Linked DNA regions of Homo sapiens: region 2 is linked to region 1. The links are chromatin contacts, found by Hi-C in ENCODE. All regions are on one chromosome and are shown on one strand. Each heading gives the region's core, a stretch centred on a gene start or an enhancer-like site at or near the end of the contact. The rest is flanking DNA. Distances are from core to core; before and after follow the strand shown.

What was found. A loop is a pair of places that touch in the nucleus more often than their neighbours do. Pooled maps may share reads with other maps.
Region 2: a loop to region 1 is called in a pooled map, with 4 times the contacts of the local background. The contact joins two enhancer-like sites. A Hi-C loop is called at or near these places in 1 of 168 maps with a recorded cell type or tissue (B cell), 11 of 37 single-sample maps with no recorded cell type and 6 of 50 pooled maps.

The regions. Positions count from the first base shown.
Region 1 is chr10:3,491,665-3,497,585 of GRCh38, forward strand. The region is part of intron 3 of LINC02669 (long intergenic non-protein coding RNA 2669); the gene reads right to left. The region is part of intron 1 of LOC105376360 (a long non-coding RNA gene); the gene reads left to right. All of the region lies in intron 1 of LOC124902538 (a long non-coding RNA gene), which reads left to right. Among named protein-coding and RNA genes, the nearest start is that of LINC02669, 8.2 kb to the right of the region's middle. Within about 2 kb of position 3,318, at least 7 of the 41 ENCODE cell types and tissues checked have a DNase peak (open chromatin) inside an H3K27ac peak, as active enhancers do.
Region 2 is chr10:3,864,204-3,869,619 of GRCh38, forward strand. No RefSeq gene overlaps it. Among named protein-coding and RNA genes, the nearest start is that of LINC02639, 33 kb to the left of the region's middle. Within about 2 kb of position 3,333, at least 3 of the 41 ENCODE cell types and tissues checked have a DNase peak (open chromatin) inside an H3K27ac peak, as active enhancers do.

The DNA of each region.
Region 1 (5,921 bases), core at 2,068-4,567:
ATGTCCTTTGCAGTGACGTGTGTGGAGCTGGAGGCCATCATCCTAAGCAAACTAACACAGGAACAGAAAATCGAATACCACATGCTTTCAATTATAAGTGGGAGCTGGACGTTGAGTACACAGAGACTCAGGGAAGGAAACAACAGACATCAGAATCCACTTGAGAGTGGAGGTGGGAGGAAGGAGAGTAGAGAAAACTACTGATTGGATACTGATTACCTGGGTGATGAAATAATCCATATGCCAAACCACTCTGACATGCAATTTACCTATATGACCAATGTGCACATGTACCCTTGAACCTAAAATACAAGTTAAAAAAAAAGACACATATTAAAAATCAAAGGGCCAGAAAACAGTTTTCTTTCCATGACCCCAAATCTGTCTGGACAGTGTTCCTCCTGCCCTAACTTTCCCTCTGAATATATGTGTATGTGTATATATGTGTATGTATATACATATATATATGTGTGTGTGTATATATACATATATGTGTGTATAAATATATACGCAAGTTCTTTATAAACTTAAGTCTGTAGCTTGTGTTGAGTTCAGACAGCTAGTCCAGCTCTGCCAATTCACAGATGTTCCATGGAAGCAGATGATGGCTTAGGATATGGACACACTGAGTGTGGCTCTAATAAAGTTGTTTGTTTTATAATTTATACCTCGCTTTGTAAGGTAGTCTATCTTTAATAGAAATTTAAACATTCTGCTATGTTGAGACACATAAAATTATTTATAATAATTCTTTTGTTCCCCTCAAATGAAGCCATGATTTAAAGTTCAAACCTTGAAGTTGCCTGTACCTAGGTTAAAATCATGATTTGATACACTCCTAGCTGTAATATCCTAGAGGAGATACTCAACTTTCTGAAGCTTACTGTTTTTAACCTATAAAACGAGCATCACTGTACCTATCTGTTAGCTTTTGTTGTTCAGGTTGAATAAGATAATCTATGTACAAAGTATTTAGCGAGTTTCACCTAGGTTAAACACTCAGAGATTAGGAGTCTTCTTGTTATTATTTGGATCCCTGGTTTGTGGCTACAATTTAGTAGCCCGGGGAATATAGGCTGCAGCTGAACCACGGAGAAGCGGTTGTCTGATGCGCTCGTTCACTGTAAAATACTGCAACACCAAATGACTTTCACCAGTGACACTGGAACGGTACTGAAGCATTAGAGTAAGCTCTCAATAAGTAAGATCCATTTTATTACTATTATTATCATCACCATTGTTGCTATTCAGTCTAACCTGGAAATGGGTTGTGGGAAGTTTAATTTATTTTAAAAATGGAAATGAAAGTCAATACAGACATTAATTCTATAGCAAGAGGTTATATTATTTTAAATGGCTAAAAAGAGGTAGATTATCCTGGGAACAGAATTTGCCCAAGAAGCCAGTAATTGGTTGTTACCCAGGGTTATTGTCCAGGCAATACAGACACTTTGAGTAGCTCTGTGCATTCAACATTGTAACAGTGAGTGAGAATATTATCTAGAATGCGTGAGATGCCTGGAAATTGATGATGCTGGTGGAAAGCGGAGGGAAAGGCCACTCTGTGTGAGAAGCATCAGTGCGTTCAAATGAAAGAATCACTCCGTGATGTGTAGGCTAACCTTTATACATCTGCGATGACTGACTCACCTACTCACTAAAATGCCTATCTGCAAAATAACTTTTCAGTTGTAAATCTGAAACCATCCAACTGCCATTCCCAAACTTTTCCCACTGAATCAATAGTTTATAAAATAATCTCTAACAGTATAAGCTTTCTTGGAAACACAATTATCACATTACAGCCAAACATAGTGTATCTATGCTCTTTTCAAAACCAAACATTGTTTCTAGGAATGTAATGCAAATAAACTCTATATAAATACATTTTAAGTACTTTTTTTAAACTGATTTGTTTCTGAAAACTAGTTTCTGCACCAAAGCTCATGAACAGAGGTGTCTTCAGTGGGATTAAATACTGTCTCAAGGTTGGTTAGCGCTTTCAGATGAAGCATCTCATTTGCTGTCATAACAATGATACCTGCCTGACCTTATAAGAACAGGTATCATTATCTTCATTTTCATTTGGGTAAGTTGAAGTTTAGCAGACTTGAATGACTCATCTGAGGTTGTTCTCTCTCTCTCTCTGAGGCTGCCTCTCCACCTCTTTGACAATCCTCTCTCCAAACCTGTTTTTGTATATAAAGAGGACTAATCTTTCTGGTCTATCCTAATGTCCACTTTTGTACCCAGGAAGAGATTATTTCTTTGAACATTTCCATCACAGAACAAATAATTATATAAGGTTTTATTGTGAATTCTCTTAAAATAATGTAGCCCAAACTCAGAATTTTCAAGAACATAACTCATGTCCCAGAGCACAGATGATAACAAAATACGTGAACGTTTTTGTCTCGGTTCCTGTTAACACTGAAAACTCGGTCACATCGTATTTTCAAGGAGTCAAGGGCAGATTCCACGTGCCGTCTTCTGTATTGCAATCACCGAAGGTGTTTGGCGGGGAGCCCATGGCTCTGTGTCTTCCTAAGTTTTTGTGCTTTTTCCTGTCTGCTGTTCTATTAACCTTACTTAAGTAACGGCGTTGAGTGTGAGCTACCTCCTTTCTTGTTAGAAGTGCGTGAACGTCAGGCAAGCCTCACGCCGCCTGACTGGGGAATGCTTGCCCTCACTCGGCTTTTACGGGATGATTTCCATCACAGTGTTACATCACAGTGTATTCTAAGAAGCATTTAGCTTCAGGATGTATCAGAGTGTTTTCCAGTAAAAAGCACGTTTCAGGCCATGAGAAAGAGGCTGTGGATGAACCACACTTGGAATTCCGACTCCTGCGGTGCTCCCAGGTGGAGGAAGTGGCGAAGGGGGCACTGAATGTAGCCTTGGGACATTCCAAACGGGCGATCACCACAGAGAAAGTCATTTCTTCCTCTCTTTAGAAGCAGCTGTGTTTCCTCAAGAAAGTGACTTTATCTGGCTATTCCATGGGGGAAAGCGAGCTGTCTCAAAATTAGCCTTATATGCTGTGCGGTATTAAAGGAAAATTATACTTGGCTCACCAGTGAGTCATCGTACTGGTTTCGCTTTATTTTTATTTCTTTTCTACTTTAGGAACTGAAGCTTGAGGGCAACTGTAGGGGGAAGGTGGGGAGGATGGGAAAGATGCAGAGAGAGCCTGCGCCATGGTGGTCACGAGACAGAGGAGAGCAGAGACATCCCAGCGGCATAAGCCTGAGACCCCAGGCAGGGCATCAGCTCTCCGAGCCTCAGGGGCCTTCCCTTTGAGGACATTAGCAAAGGCGTGCTGGTCCTCAGCACTAAGCTCACATCCAGTGGACGCTGTTCACTGCCATCAGGGTGTGTGCATTCAGCGTGGCTGGCAGGAGAATGACTCCTTAATACTCTGCCGATTACGCTACTTACTTATTTGTATTATTTATTTTTTGAGACGGAGTCTAGCTCTGTCACCCAGGCTGGAGTGAGTAGCACGATCTCAGCTCACTGCAACCTCCATCACCCTGGTTCAAGCAATTATCCTGCCTCCACCTCCTAAAGGAGCTGGGACTACAGGTGCGCGCCACCACACCAGGCTAATTTTTGTATTTTTAGTAGAGAAGGGATTTCACCATGTTGGCCAGGCTGATCTCAACCTCCTGACCTCGGGTGATCCTCTCGCCTTGGCCTCCTAAAATGCTGGGATTACAGCCGTGAGCCACAGTGCCTGGCCCAATTACTCTCGAGTAAAAGAACAGTATAGATGTGACTCACTTACAAATCCACATACATACATCTGTTTAGACTCAAAACACGTGGGACTACATTTACTCTCTGCTATTTTGGGAACTCAGCAGGGAATTTGCCTAAGAAAAAGTTTACACCCTCAGGCCAGAAAGGCAACTGCGCTCAACCCAGAGTCCTGTAAATTAATTTGAAGTCTTTTGGGAATAATGCTGAAACCAAAACCCAAGAGTTTCCCCTTTTCCCTTTTGGAAAATCAAGGAGAAATGAGAAAAAAGAAAAATTGTAAAGACCAAGCATTAGAAATAAAATCCCTTGACTTGGACCCAAGATTAGAAAAGAAGTTAAAAGAACATACCCTTCCTTTATCTCTCTGCGCATGTGTAGGGTATAGAAGCAATAATCTTATTGTTACAAAATACAGACAGTAAAACTCGAATTAAATGGAGTGTTTGGGCAAATCATTACCCCGGACAGCTGAGGCTTTCCAATTTGAAGACAAAGGTAATACCCTCTAAGCACCATCATTTAAAATCAACAAATTTTTAATTATAAATTTTACATAATCCTTCTTCTATGTATTTTTACTGTCAGTTTTGTTTTATTTCTCTGATTATAAAAGCCACATGTGGTTAACACCAAGCAGGTTCATTTAGTAACGTCTAATAAAGAAAACAAAAAAATTACTCTTCATCCCATAACCCAGAAATAACCACTCTTCATGTTGTATCTCACCTTTGGGAAGAGCATTCTGAACCCCGTTCCTGTACCCTGGGGGGAGTCGGAGGTGTGATTCACAGCTCCTTGGAGCTCTCAGCCCTGTGGGGCATGCAGATGACAAAGCAGGATAAACGCTATGAAGACCTGTCCTGAGTGTTAGGAATGAGACATCCTCCCATTCAGGTGGAAGATAAAGGGCAGAAGAGAGAGGCATTTCCAGAGAGAACAGCCTGGAGGGTTTCAGGTAAAACAGCACCTGAGCGGAGCCTCAGAAGTGGGGAGAGAGAAAGGAGGTTTCCAGGCAGAGTAAGCATCGAAGTCCCAGCTCAGCCCCGTGTCCAGCGCTTACTGGGTGAACTGGGGAGAGGCAAGGCTGGAGCTTCCAGGTGTGGGTGGCTACAGGTCAGATCTTAGAAGTTGTTGCAGATCTGGGCAAGAAATTCACTTTTTTTTTCCTTTTTCTGAGGAAATAATGTGAAGCCAGTAAATGTTAAACAGATAACTAAAATGAACGCAGGTGTAGTTTAAGGACCTGAGTAATGATTTGATTGAGATAGAGGAATCCAGGAAAGGAAGGAGAGGGAGATGCGTAGAGGCTCAAAGGTTTGGTTCCTCCCTGTGGAACATCCAAGATTGTAAGGCACTTGGTTAGCAGTGCTGTGCTGGGGTGTTGAGGGTCTCAAGCTCAGGGAAGAGGGGTGGAACAGAGATACTTATTTGTGAGATATTAGCGTGACTGGATCCTTGATTTAGTCATCTCTGCCAAGTTCCTTTTACCAGGTAAAAGAACATTTTTGCAGGTTCTTTGGGTTAGGAAGCAGAGAGTATCATGACCATTGTTTTGCAAATCAATTTGAAATGTTAGATGGCATGAGCACATTCCTTGAAAAATACCACTAATTCCAGAACTAAAACAAGAAGTACAAAATCTTTATAACTCCATTTTTATGGATGGAATTGAACTTGTAATTTGAAACATTCTCAATAAGAAAAGTCAAGTCCAGAGGACTGAATCATTCAATCACTAAAAACACTGCAGGGAGAGCTGACACTAACCATCCATGAACTCAACCAGAAAATGGCAAAGGCAGGAACGCTTCGGACTCTCTGCATGAGGCCAGCGCAATCTTAATAACAAAACTTCACAAAGACATTGTAAGATAGGAAAATTACGGGCAGATTATTCTCATAAGCAGAGATACAAAACTCCTAGACGAAATATTAACAAACCAAATCTGTGGCATACAAAAAGAATTATACATTACAACCAAGTTGGGTTTATTCTATAAATGTGTGCCAAGATTTAAAATTCAAACAATGTGATTTATTATATTACCATTAAAACTCACAGGAGCATCTCAGTAGACACAAAATGAGCACTTGATATTTTCAACACCCATTCAAAATAAAATTGGTAGCAAACTACAGAGAGAGGTTTTGTTTATCTG
Region 2 (5,416 bases), core at 2,083-4,582, 370 kb after region 1:
CACAGACGTCATTAGGTGTTATGGGTTGAATTGGGTCAAATTCATATGTTGATGCCCTAAACCTCAGTACCTAAGGATGAGACCTCATTTGGAGACTGGGTCTTTACAGATGTGATTGATGTAGGATGAGGTCCTCCAGTGCCCCAATGCAGCATGACTGATAGCCCTATGGAAATGGCGATTAGGACACAGGCACACGCCCAGGTGAACATGAAGACAGAGATCGGGATGATGTTTCTACACACCAAGGAAGGAAAACTGAGGACCAGCAACCGCCAGAAGTGAAGAGAGGCCTGGAACAGGTTCTTCCTCATGGCCTCAGGAGGAAACAACCCGACGACAACTTTGTCTGGGACTTCCAGCCTCCAGAACTTGAGACAGTCCATTTCTGTTATTGTGACACCCTGTCTGTGGCACTTTGTTATGGCAGCGTAGGAAATGAATCCACTAGCCATACAGTGACTCCAAACCACTAAGAAACAACCCAGTCCCCGCAAGAACTTCCAGGGACATGTATAGTGTGTGATGCCCATGATGTCTGCAGTGATAACAGAAGGCAAATCGTCAGCGGAAGGCCACAGGAATAACTCAAACAGTAAGTCATCTCAGGATGCAGATCACAGGGGACAAATAGAGAATAAGCCCTCCCAGAAGAGTCCCACAGGCTGAATGGGTGTGTGGGGGGCAGGGAAGGACAGCCCCATAAAATGGTATTGGAGATGGAAGTGGAGCAAGACCACACCTCTGAGTTGGCAAAGCCCATGGTTCTCACAGGCAAGAGAAAGAGACTTGGGCTTCAGGGAAACATAAGCCCAGGGATAGCAGCAGACACACCTGGGGAGGTGAAGTGCATATATATATACATATATATATGGTGGTGCATGCCTGTAATCCCAGCTACTCGGGAGGCTGAGAAAGGAGAATTGATTGAACCTGGGAGGCGGAGACTGTAGTGAGCCGAGATCGTGCCACTGCACTCCAGCCTGGGTGACAGAGCGAGACTTCATCTAAAAAAAAAAAAAAAAAAAAAATTCCAGGAGGATGTACATCTACTACTCTACTATATATCCTACTTGAAATAACAGAAAAGCAAAATGCAAAATTTTATTTTGTGACCTCCATAGAACTCTAAAAGGAGTATAAAAATGTATAAGCAGCTTGTATAAAATACTCATGATCATGGGAAACTGCTTCTTGCATAGTTGTGACTTCAGTATTTCAAATTATTAAAGAATATTCAATTTTATTCATAAAGATGAAAACAGTTTATTACCATTTATAGAATTTAACACACATATTTTCAACATTCAATCACAAGTAGTGTAAGTCAATTGTATTTAATAGCTAATTGACTTAGATTTCCTTTAAATATAGCTTTTACCTCCTTTTGAGAGCTTTCCTTGTTAACTAATTTTCTGTCGGTAGGCATAACCACTTGCTCATGTATGCTACAGCATATTAGAGTCAATATCATTCTTTCAACCATTCATTCAAGTCTAATTTTACTGTGCAGAGCATAGCATTACCGTAAGCTTATTTTCCACAGAGGAAATTCCCAATATGTAACTTAAAATATAAAAGTTGGTGTGATGAGGCCATAGTGTACAACCACAGTGGAAATTTGACTCATCCTGAGACTTTTTGAAGTTGCAATGTGCAACTAGAAATAATTAATGATCTCTAATACTTCTCACGGTTTCTATTTGGATGTTCTACAATTGTGAAGGATACTATGAATAATTCACCATTCCTTTAACCTCTTGGTCTGCTGTAACCAAATGATTCCTGGGATGGCAGTTTTGCTGGTCTACAGAATAATTATGAAATAATAATATTTCACCCATCTCTCTCTCTCTGTACCAAAAAAGAATATAAGAGCTTTATCTAGGTTGTGTGCTTATAAGGATACCAGTTTTTTACTTTCACATATTGAATTAACAATTACCAGTGAGTAGTTCTAATATGTTATTATAGTAGTGAAAATATAGATAGAGAACTCTATGTTAAATTTAAAAATGATCATTTCAGTGATTAGCTAGAGATCTGATAAAGTGGATCTTTAAGTTAATAAACCTGATATACTACAAGCCGTATGAGACATCCTGCTTAGCAGACTCTGGCAAACTGTTACTGGTTTAACATTGTTTTCTCCCAGGACATTCACCTTTTTGGTAATTTACACTTAAGCTATTCCCACTTGTCTGCAGTTCAGCAGAAACATACGTCTTGGCACAAATGAAAGAGTGACACCATCTCTCACAAGGACCACACTGTTGCTCATCATGTTTCCCAGAAATATGTGACATATGTTGGAGACCAAATAGAAGCAGTTCCTCAACACTTGTTTCAGGTTGTCAGAGAACTCGACCAGCAGCAAAGACAGCAAGTATTCCAGACCACCATGCAAATAATGTTCTGAAAAGAAGTCGTATTAGTCTGGTTCAAGAACAGTTTTAGCTGGTTATAGCTAACTGCCACTTCACACTTGGTGATCACTGCATAGACATATCTGAAAGGTGGAAGCACTGCTGTAGTAGCCCTTAAATACAGTTATTTTATGGGTTTTGTTGTTTTTGTTTTTGAGACAGGGTCTCACTTTGTCTCCCAGGCTGGATTGCAGCTGTGTGATCTGGGCTCACTGCAGCCTCCACCTCCCCAGCTCAAGTGATCCTCCTGCCTTAGTCCCAAGCAGCTGGGATTACAGGCTCGTGCCGCCACACCTGGCTAATTTTTGTGTTTTTTACAGAGATATGGTTTTGCCATGTTGCCCAGGCTAGTTTTGAACTCCTGAGCTCAAGTGATCCACCCGCCTCAGCCTCCTAAAGTCCTAGGATTGCAGGCATGAGCTATCACGCCAGGCCGTTTTATGTTTTATTTTTGTAAAATATTCTTGTTGTAAATTGGTGACATAATTAGTCTTAGTCCATCTAAATGCTAAGTGTCAGTTTCAACTCTAATCTAAATGATGGTCTGCAGCAGAGGTTTCCAAATATTTTGAGGATACACACCTCATCAGTAAAAAGGTTTTGATCATGAACATATAAAGACATTAACATTTGCTGATGTGTAAGACCAGCCCCTTCCTGCTGGGTGGCTTCCATGAGCAATTAGACAGTGATAGGAACAAACAATATAGAGACAGGTAAGTCTTCTGTTATATTTTGAGCATTATAAAGGATACACAGAAACATACACGTAATAAATGAATCAGATAAAAATAAATGTGCATAGAAGCTCTAATGTTCTTTTACTTGTATTGCAATATATCATTCTGTACAGAACCTTGGGTGTGTGCACCTCACCTGTGGGACCCCTGAGCCCATCTGTGAGACCTGAGGTGCTGTCACAAGTGCTCAGGGAAGGAGTGAAGTTGTTTTTCCACTGTGATGACTCTGGCTACATGAGAACGTTTTCTTTATGACTGAAGTAGAGTCACATTGGATAGCAGTAACTTTGATATCTTCATCAGAATGAGTCATTTTAATGTGTATTGCCTTGTAATCATAAAAGTTGAAGTATTACTTTTTTTTTTTAACTAGAGCACAGTTACAAGTAGATGTTTGCCATCATCATAACAAGAGGAAGTCATGGATTTTATTTTAAGGCACATAAACTGAGATCATGGGCACATGATCAAGTATCAATCTTCTATGTTGGGAGAAGACAGGGCCTAAGGTTTATGCATTACATAACATGTGCCAGGCACAATTCTAGATGGTTTGGATATGTTAAAAGAAATCATGGCTCTAAATTCCGGTACACAATGTTTAGTAGATAATAAATGCTATTATGTTTCTGATTTCATCATCAAAATTATCCAGACAGCTAGGTATGACTACACTAGTCATCCAAAATCACCTGAAAATCAGAGAGCTTCAGTGACTTTGGGTGTGGTCACTTCTTAGTAAGAGGCAGAATAGACACTTCTGATTCCATCGCTCATGTTCAGGGTTTTAATTTTTTTTCTTTTTTTGCTCCTTTCACTGTATAATTGCTCATGTGAGATGTTCCAGAGTGAATAGGCTGCCCTTTGGATATTGTCACATATAAAGACAATAAGAGTAAATAGTTGCTTATTTGAAGACATCCATAGAATGGCTCATGTGTCTTGTTTTTTGCTTTTGTTTGTTTATTTGTTTGTAGACACAGAGTCTCACTGTCACCCAGGCTGGAATGCAGTGGTGCGATCATGATTCACTGCAGTCTTGAACACCTGGGCCCAAGCTATCATCTCGCCTCAGCCACTTGAGTAGCTGGGACTACAGGTGCACACACGCCACTGAGCCTAGCTAATTTTCAACTTTTTTTTTTTTTTTTTCAGACAGAGTCTAAATCTGTCGTCCAGGCTGGAGTGCAAAGGCACACTCAGCTCAGTGCAACATCCGCCTACTCGTTTCAAATGATTATCTTTCCTCAGCCTCCTGAGTAGCTGGGATTACAGGCACCCACCATCACACCTGGCTAATTTTTGTATTTTTAGTAGAGATGGGGTTTCACCGTGTTGGCCAGGCTGCTCTTGAACTCCTGACCTCAAATGATTCGGCCCACCTTGGCCTCCAAAAGTGCTGGGATTACAGGTGTGAGACACCACGCCTGGTCAATTTTAAACTTTTTTGTAGAGACAGGGTCTTGCTCTGTTGCCCAGGCTGGTCTCAAACTTCTGGCTTCAAGGGATCCCTCCACCTTAGCCTCCCATTCTGCCACATTCTATTTCTGTAGAAGCAAGTTACAAAGTCCAGCTGACACGCAGAGGAGCAGAATTGAACCTCACCTTTTCAAAGAAGGATTGTCAAAGGATTTGTAGATATATTTTCAAGACACCACACAATGCATTTGATGAGATTCTGATTATAGACCCTTTGGCATATTTTATGTGGACTGTAAGGAACTGGGAAGGATCTAATATTTTACCCTATTTGTAAGGTTTCAAGTTAGCCTGTCCTAGTTTTGTGAATGCTGACAGAAGATATGAGTACTCTGGGTCAAAGACCAAAAGGACTTTATGACTCAAGCAATAGCAGTAGGCAGAGTATCAGCAATTTTGGTTCTCCTACTCCCCACCCCCAGAGGGTGACTGAAGGAGGGTCAGGTGACATTTGCACATGCAGTGGATTGCATTTCAGGAGGTGAACCTAAACTTGGAGGATGGGAAGCTGCCTTTCACAAGAAGCAGTAGGCATACCTGCCCTTTGCTTTGAAGGACACACAGTCTCTGTCTTCCAAAGCTGTTCACTATTTAACTATCTTTCACAAGATACTCCAGGACAAAGACTCTCACGGCCTCTACTCAGAAGATGTGCAGACATGTGAGGGTCATGGAGAATTCTCTTCCGAGTTTATGATAAAGGTGGTTGCATTAGTCAGGGTTCCCAGAGAAACAAACCAATAGGAGATAGATAGGTGGATATTTTAAGGA